Regions from separate parts of the Homo sapiens genome. Here region 1 is linked to region 2. Evidence: chromatin loops called from intact Hi-C (ENCODE). Cell type or tissue: B cell. All regions are shown on one strand.

What was found. Hi-C counts contacts between places; a loop is a spot of excess contacts. Peaks named below come from ENCODE experiments on the same cell type or tissue, not always from the same donor. Only the 100,000 strongest peaks of a DNase experiment are listed, where the experiment ranks them.
Region 1: a loop joins it to region 2, with 7 times the contacts of the local background. A loop is called at or near these places in 10 of 110 quality-filtered maps.

The regions. Positions count from the first base shown.
Region 1 is chr9:35,114,712-35,118,711 of GRCh38, reverse strand. ATOSB (atos homolog B) reads left to right here and starts at 2,850. Exons shown (of 9, transcript NM_025182.4): 1 at 2,850-2,907. RefSeq lists a silencer at 2,646-2,705. In B cell, CTCF peaks have their summits at 1,500 and 1,704 (motif pointing left); DNase peaks (open chromatin) are centred at 1,701, 2,351 and 3,551; H3K4me3 peaks cover 2,307 bases; H3K27ac peaks cover 2,243 bases.
Region 2 is chr9:35,656,667-35,660,666 of GRCh38, reverse strand. CCDC107 (coiled-coil domain containing 107) reads right to left here and starts at 2,375. Exons shown (of 5, transcript NM_174923.3): 1 at 2,182-2,375; 2 at 1,940-2,091; 3 at 206-266; 4 at 20-110. The coding sequence starts at 2,287. It overlaps ARHGEF39 (Rho guanine nucleotide exchange factor 39), which reads left to right. Exons shown (of 9, transcript NM_032818.3): 9 at 1-1,324. It also overlaps RMRP. RefSeq lists a silencer at 2,253-2,512 and enhancers at 2,595-3,102, 3,103-3,611. In B cell, CTCF peaks have their summits at 1,808 and 2,008; DNase peaks (open chromatin) are centred at 1,076, 1,966, 2,096 and 2,816; H3K4me3 peaks cover 2,605 bases; H3K27ac peaks cover 3,834 bases.

The DNA.
Region 1 (4,000 bases), 540 kb after region 2:
AAAAAAAAAAAAAAAAACGGCCGGGCACAGTGGCTCATGCCTGTAATCCCAACAGTTTGAGAGGCTGAGGCGGGTGGGTCACAACGTCAGGAGATCAAGACCATCCGGGGCAATATGGTGAAACCTTGTCTCTACTACAAATACAAAAATTAGCCCGGCGTGGTGGCATGCACCTGTAGTCCCATCTACTCAGGAGGCTGAGGTGGGAGAATCGCTTGAACCCAGGAGGCAGAGATTGCAGTGAGCCAAGATCGTGCCACTGCACTCCAGCCTGGGCGAAAGAGCAAGACTCTGTCTCAAAACAAAACAAAAACTGTTAAGGTCATCAAAAACAAGGAAGTTTGAAAAACTGTCACAGCCAAGAGGAGCCAAAGGAGACATGATGTCTAAATGTAATGTTCCAGCTTGGGTTAGATTTTGGCACAGAAAAAGGACATAAGGCAAAAACTAAGAAAATCAGAATAGGCCGGGCGCGGTGGCTCACACCTGTAATTCCAACACTTTGAGAGGCCGAGGCGGGTGGATCACCTGAGGTCGGGAGTTCGAGACCAGCCTGACCAACATGGAGAAACCCTATCTCTACTAAAAATACAAAATTAGCCAGGCGTGGTGGCACATGCCTGTAATCCCAGCTACTCGGGAGGCTGAGGCAGGAGAATCTCTTGAAACCAGAAGGTGGAGGTTACAGTGAGCCGAGATCTTGCCACTGCACTCCAGCCTGGGTGAAAGAGCGACAACTCCGTCTCAAAAAAACAAAAAGAAAATCAGAATAAAGTGTGGGTTTTAGTTATTGTTAATGTATCAATATTGGCTTATTAATTGTAATAAATGAACCATATAAGGAAAGATGTTAATAATAGGAGAAACTAGGTGTAGGGTATATATGAAAACTCTCTGCACTATTTTTACAAGTTTTCTGTAAATCTAAAATTGTTCTAAAATTAATTTTTTAAAGTCAAATAATTTACCTAAATCTATACAGCTAGTAAATACTCAAAGGTATGAGACAAACTCATAAGTTGAACCCATAAGTTGAAGTTTGAAGTTGAAGTTGAAGAAGTTTAGATGACTTCAAACTCTGTGGTTTTCCCACTACCCAAAACCTTTCTTAGTTTACCCTTCTGGGATTATGTAGGCATTTGTATCACTGTCTAAATAATAAGTTCCTTATGGCCAGAGAAAATACTTTTTTCTTTCTTTTTTTTGCGCTTCCACACCACTGACGTTGAGTAAACCAGTTTAAGTTAACTACTGACAAAGTCACAGAGCCTAAAGAATCTGAGATTTGGCCGGGTGCTGTGGCTCACGCCAGTAATCCCAACACTTTGGGCAGCCGAGGCGGGCGGATCGCTTGAGGTCAGGAATTTGAGACCAGCCTGGCCAACATGGTGAAACCTGTCTCTACCAAAAATACGAAAATTAGCCCGGCCTGGTGGCGCGCGCTTGTAATCCCAGCTACTCTGAAGGCTGAGGCAGGAGAATTGCTTGAACCCAGTAGGCGGAGGTTGCAGTGAGCCGAGATCGCACCACTGCACTCCAGTTTGGGCGAAAGAGCGAGACGCCGTCTCAAAAAAAAATAAAAAAGAATGTGACTTTTGTAGAACTTGATCAAATCCAGACCCAAACGGTCCGCTCCTCGGAGAGGCCACAGATCGGCGCTGAGCTGGGCTGTCTCAGTTCTGCAAGTGTCCTGTGCTGCCATCTACCGGTGTCTGGGAAGCGTCGCCCTCCCTTATTGTATCTCCTGGGGAGAGGTTGGAGAGGGCGCCGCTTAAACTGCAGAACATATGTAACTGTCATGCAGTTCATTAGACACCTGTACAAGGGAAAGGCCTCACTTTTCTCCAGCAATTGCAGGCCCTCCTAACTCCATATCAACACTCATCTCGTAAAATTCACAGATCTCGCTGACCTGCCTCAGTAGGTACTGATCTGACTCCTACTGTCCATCCCATCCCAGAACCCACACCCGCCTGCACAGCGTAGGCTTCAGAAACTGCTCAACCTCGCAGACCTGAACCCCACCGCCCAGATTCCCTCATTTTCACAGACCCCTGAGATTCCTTGCACTACCTTGCAATCCCTACGGACCTCCCCTATTAGTGCAAATGCACGCGCCCACCCAGACATCCCTACAAAGAGGTTAGAGTTCCGGCGGCAGCTCACACCGGTGCGAAAGCAGCGAGATAGCCCCAACCCGGCTCAGAGCCCTCAGGCTGGTGGCTTTGGCCCTGGCTCCATCTCCCCACCTCTGCCCTGATCCGCTCCGCTCAGGCTAGCAGCCTGCCGGCCGAGGCCCCGCCCCTCTAGACTTGTCATCACAGAAGCCGCACGTGGCCGGGGTGGGACCTCAGGCGACCTGCGACCATCACTTTGTCTCCTCCTTCCTCCTTTGGGGCCGCCACCGCCAATCAGAGCCAGCGGATCCTGGTTGGAGTGCGACCGCCCGGGTGAGGCGTGAGGGAGAAGGGGCGGAAGGAGGAGGGGCTCTGAGATGGGAGGGGGATCGTGGTGGAAGGGTCTTGGCGCGACTTCTGCCAGGCTGGAATCCGAGGGGGCGGGTCCTGGTGAAAGGCGGAGAGACCGAGAGGAGGCGGGGATCGGGGGTGGGGCCTGGGAAAAGCTGAGGATCCTGGGGAAATGCAAAGAAAACGCGAAGGAGGTGCGAGGTCAGAAGGGGGCGGGGCCCGGGCTACAGGGGAGGAGCTCGAGAAATTAAACGAGGAAAGGGACAAGTCCACAGAAGGTGGAAGGTGGGACAAGGGAGAGGGTGGGCCCGGGCGTTGCGGGGGCGGGGCTCAGACTGAAGGGGCGAGGTTTGCAGGCGGAGGCTACAGCTAGGGCTGCTCAGTAACTGCCCCAACCACTACCACGTCCCCAAGTGCAACGGGACCCACGGAACTACAGGTGTGGGGCAGGGTGAGCGTGGAAGAAGGGACGCGGATGGGGGTGCGCTTTGCAGACGATCTGGAGACTGCTGTGTGTTGAGGGAAGATACGAAGTCGCGGGAGCAGTTGGGGACTCAATGTGTGGGCAACAAGGTGCATTCTCCAGAGGCCTCTATGGGGGAAGGGCGGGAGCGCTTTGTTGTGGGGGGGTTGCGAGGTACATTGTGAGGGGGCTGTCTCTGTCTGATGTGGGGGGTTGGAGGAGGTACATGAGGGGCAGGGGACATGGAGGTGCTTTGAAGGAAGGGGGGCTGTTTAATGGAGAAGGAGTGTAGCGGTGTCGGAGGGTCTGCGGGCACTATCTAGGGGAAGGGGTTGTAGGCCCAACTTGAGGCAGGAGAACAGAACCCCCAGTACTTTGACAAAGTAACAGTTTAGGGCATTGTAGTAACTACAGGAAGACACTTGTGTTCTGGGTTCTAAGAGCAAGGGTGTTGGGGTTAGTGGGGTGAAGAGGCCAATCTATTGCACTCCTGTCTGCTCAGCTTTTAACTCCGCCTTCTGGCCTGGGCACTCAGAGAGGAGTCAGACCCTGCTTGTCACTAGGGCTTGTGTGAATGTCTCCTCAGTCTATTTTGGATCTGTCCAGCTGAGACTGGGGTTTCTTCCCTAAGCTGAGGTCCCGGGGGACCCTTCCCCCGCTGGGTTCCTGTCAACCCCCCATCCTAGTTCCTGTTCCTCCCAGAGCCGGCCTTGGTCTCTGTCTCCCCCCTCCCCCGCCCTGCCCTTATGCTCTGGGTGTGCTCATTTCCCACTTCCTTCCTTGCCCCAGGGCCTGGCCTGGCCCTTGCCCATCTAGGAGCTGTGCCCTGCCCGGTACTTTGTTATCAATGACCAGAGACCCTGGTAACCAGCGGCAGGGCTCAGACCCCACCCCCACCACTACCACCCAGGTCTCTCGCATAGATCCCCAAGTGACTGGTAGCCACATTTAACCACTTGCCACAAACAGATTTTCCCCACCCTTATCCTTCTGGGTAGGGAACGCTAGGGCTTCTGTGGGAGGGGGGAAGTGGTGAGGAGTATTGAGGGTCTTCTGTCTGTTTTGAGAG
Region 2 (4,000 bases):
GAATCATTGCTCTCCTCACCGCTCAAAAAGGGGGTCCAGCTGGGCCATCAGGTTGTTCAGGTGCTGCTCTGTCTGGGCCAGCTGTTGTGTCAACTGGGCCAGCTGTTGCTCTGGGGATAAGGGAAAAAAGGGGGCAGAAGTGGTTATGTATCTTCTGCTGTCCCCTAAACTCCCCCGACCCAGCACAGACTTCTGCTAAACCCACCTGACTGCAGTGGCTGCTGCTTGCTTGCCTCCTCGTGGAGAACCGCAGTTTCATCTTTCCCCTGTTGTGGAAGAAGGAAAGGGCAGTACTGAAGCAACAAGGTTCTGCTCCATCACCTCAGTCTCCAGAGCCAGCCAAGAGAGAGTGCAATTTGAGATGGAGACAGTGATTGGGTTTTTACCTCAGAGAATCACAATCCTAGTCTATCTAGCTCCTCACCCAGCATATGAAGCGACGTCCTATGTCCCACACATGGTCAGTTTGCTGAAACACCTCCAGGAATGAGCAACTCCCTCCGGTTTGAAAAAAGCTCTGGTGGCTGAGTGCTGTGGCTCACACCTGTAATCCCAGCACTTCGGGAAGCCAAGGTGGGTGGATCACCTGAGGTCAGGAGTTTGAGACCAGCCTGGCCAACACGGTGAAACCCTGTCTCTATTAAAAATACAAAAATTAGCCGGGCGTGGTGGCAGGTGCCTGTAATCCCAGTTACTTGAGAGGCTGAGGCAGGAGAATCGCTTGAACCTGGGAGCCAGAGGTTGCAGTGAGCCGAGATTGCGCCGCTGCACTCCAGCCTGGGTGACAGAGCGAGACTCCATCTCGAAAAAAACAAAAACTTTGGTTGTTAGACAGTTCATGCACAAAGCCAAAATTTGTCCTTTATGTATCTTCTTTCCATAGTGCTTACTGGAGCCTTCCAAAATAATGTCTCCTCAAGGTGACAGCCCCTCAGGAATTTGAAGGCAATGGTCACACCCTCACCCACTTTCCTGAGTTTTTTCTGGTTTATTAACGTCAGTCTTTACAGTCAGTGCTCATTGACGGTGGTTTTCTCTGGTTGTTTCCTGAACACGTAGTGCTCTTAAAGCAATGCCCTGAGGAGAATACAATTCTCCAGGGGCATTCTGATTGGCAGGTGAAGCACAGTGCCATGTTCCCAGCACTGATTTGGGAAGTGGCTTGTCACATCCCACAGTGAACTCAGTCAACTGGAATGCCTAACTCTCTTTCATAAGACCTCCTGCTACATTATGTTTCTCCCAGACTGTACTCAGGTCCAAGAACAGAATTTACTAGTCTATCCTTCTCAAAGTTCATCATTAAATTCAGTCATTCATCCTAGCCTGTCACATCTACCTGGGGTCATTATTAGCTATCTCTTCTAGTTTCATATATCTAAACTGGTTCCATCGGTTCTATTTTATAATGCAAGTACGTAATAGGGTCACGGCTAAAGACACAGCCCTGGAAGGTACTGTTTTTCAAAATGTACTGTCAACTTACATTTCAGGGCCTCCTCCCAAGGAGAACATGAGACCACTTCATATCTGGAACTCTAGAAACACTGGCTGCAGCAATCAACCTCCTGTGCCAAGGCTGGCCCCACTCTTGTAGCATGGACACTGCTAGCTGGGTTCAAATCCCAGCTCCAGCAGTTGCCAGCGCTGGGTGACCTCGAGCAAGTGACTACTCCTCACTGGATTGTAGGAGAACTAAATGTGATAGTCATTATTTACAGTTCACCACACGCTCTTCACATCCGTTACCTCCCTGGATCCTCAAAATAACCTCATAATATTGGAAGGCCAACGGACTACTGTCTTTATTTTACAGACAGGGAAGCTGTGTCTTGTTCTTGGTACCCTGGCACCCCCATGGGAGATTCGGGCTCAGGGGATCCCCACGCCCGGCGGTCCCGCACCTGCAGGGGCACCCCTACCCCCGGCCGCCCCGTACCTGCAAACACTTGTACAGCACAAAAGCCGCGACGGCCGCGGTGTACAGCGCCCCCAGAGGCAGCGACCCGGCCCGGGTCCGCTCGCGTTGATCCTTGAGCGGTGGTCGCCGCCGGGGTTCCGTGGCTCCAGAGCCGGGGTGGGCTGCGTTCCCTGCGGAGGGAGGATACAGGCGAGTCAGCCGAGCTGGGGCCTGGGACCCGTGCGCAGTCCCAGCCCTCCTCCAGCAGCCCTAGCTGGTACCTGGGTGTGCCCGGAGGTCGGGATTGGCGCGGTCTCCTAGGACCCCGGACAGCGCAGACACAAGCAGCAGCCCCACCACACCCAAGAGCGAAACTGCGCCCGCCATTGCCGGCCCACGGGTGGAGGGATCGGGCGGGCGGTGCCGAAGCGGTCCGGCATTGGCCGGCCGCCCCAACGCGCACGCGCACGCGAGCAGGCCGGCCGGCTCCGGGGAGGCCACGCCCACTCCCCGTAGGGCGGGGCCAGACCATATTTGCATAAGATAGTGTCATTCTAGCTTTCCTGTATTTGTTCATTTCGTGTCTATTAGCTATTCTGCTAGCCACAATGCCTCTGAAAGCCTATAGTCTTAGAAAGTTATGCCCGAAAACGGTTTTTTTAATCTCACGCCACCAACTTTCTCACCCTAATCATAAAACACAATTTCTTTAGGGCTATAAAATACTACTCTGTGAAGCTGAGGACGTGGTTCGTGCTGAAGGCCTGTATCCTAGGCTACACACTGAGGACTCTGTTCCTCCCCTTTCCGCCTAGGGGAAAGTCCCCGGACCTCGGGCAGAGAGTGCCACGTGCATACGCACGTAGACATTCCCCGCTTCCCACTCCAAAGTCCGCCAAGAAGCGTATCCCGCTGAGCGGCGTGGCGCGGGGGCGTCATCCGTCAGCTCCCTCTAGTTACGCAGGCAGTGCGTGTCCGCGCACCAACCACACGGGGCTCATTCTCAGCGCGGCTGTTTTTTGTTCCCGAGACCACGGCTCACTGCAGCCTCGACCTCCCCGGGCTCACGCGATGCCTCACCTCAGGCTCCCAAGTAGTTGGGACCGCAGGCGCACGCCATCATGCCTGGCTAATTTTTGTATTTTTTGTAGAGACGGATTTTCACCTGTTGCCCAGGCTGGTCTCGAACGCCTGGTGTCAAGCGATCAGTCCACCTCGCCCTCCCAAAGTGCTGGGATTACAGGCGTGACACCGCGCCCGGTCAACGCGGCTGCTTTTCATGCGCGGGCAGCTTTACGCTGTTCTTGGCCTTGCTATGAAGTCCTTGTGCTCATTACTCCAAATATGGAGCATTCCTGAAACAGCCTCCTCTTCTACCTCCCTCTCCCTTTGGCAAACGCCATAGTAGCCACCATTCACTGTGTAGCTGGTACACAACATATGGACTCTGCTTGGGCTAGAATCCTGCCTCCTGTACTCAAGAGCGGTGACCTTGTGAAACTTAGTTCTCTCTCCGTGCCTTCCTTTCCACTCTGAGGAATGAAGATAAGCACTTACTTCAAGAGCTATGATGATTAAATGGGATCACTCAAGTTAGAACCGTGCCTACTTATTAGTGATTTTTTTTTTTTTGGAACGGCGGGTCGCTCTCTTGCCCAGGCTGGTCTTAAACTCCTGGGATCCTCCCGCTTCAGCCTCCCGGGTAGTTGACATTACAGGCACGTGCCACCCCGACGGACTCTAGTGATTTTTTAACTTGAGCAGCTACTACTGTAAGCCAGACAGTTGAAATTACACTGACTCTCCCTGACATGCCGCTGCATTCCCTTTCTGCATACTGGGTTCTACACGACCTTCAGTTCTCAGCTCAAGTGTGTTCCCATCATTCGGAACCCTTAATTCAACTTCTAATTTATTCTTTAGTGCCGCTATTTCACTTTCTTCAATACCACTAGACAAGCAGTCCCCAACCTTTTTGGCATCAGGGACCGGTTTCGTGGAAGACAATTTTTCCATGGACGAAGCGGGGTGGAGGGATGGTTTCCGGATGAAACTGTTCCACTTCAGATCGTCAAGCATTAGATTCTCACGAGGAGCGTG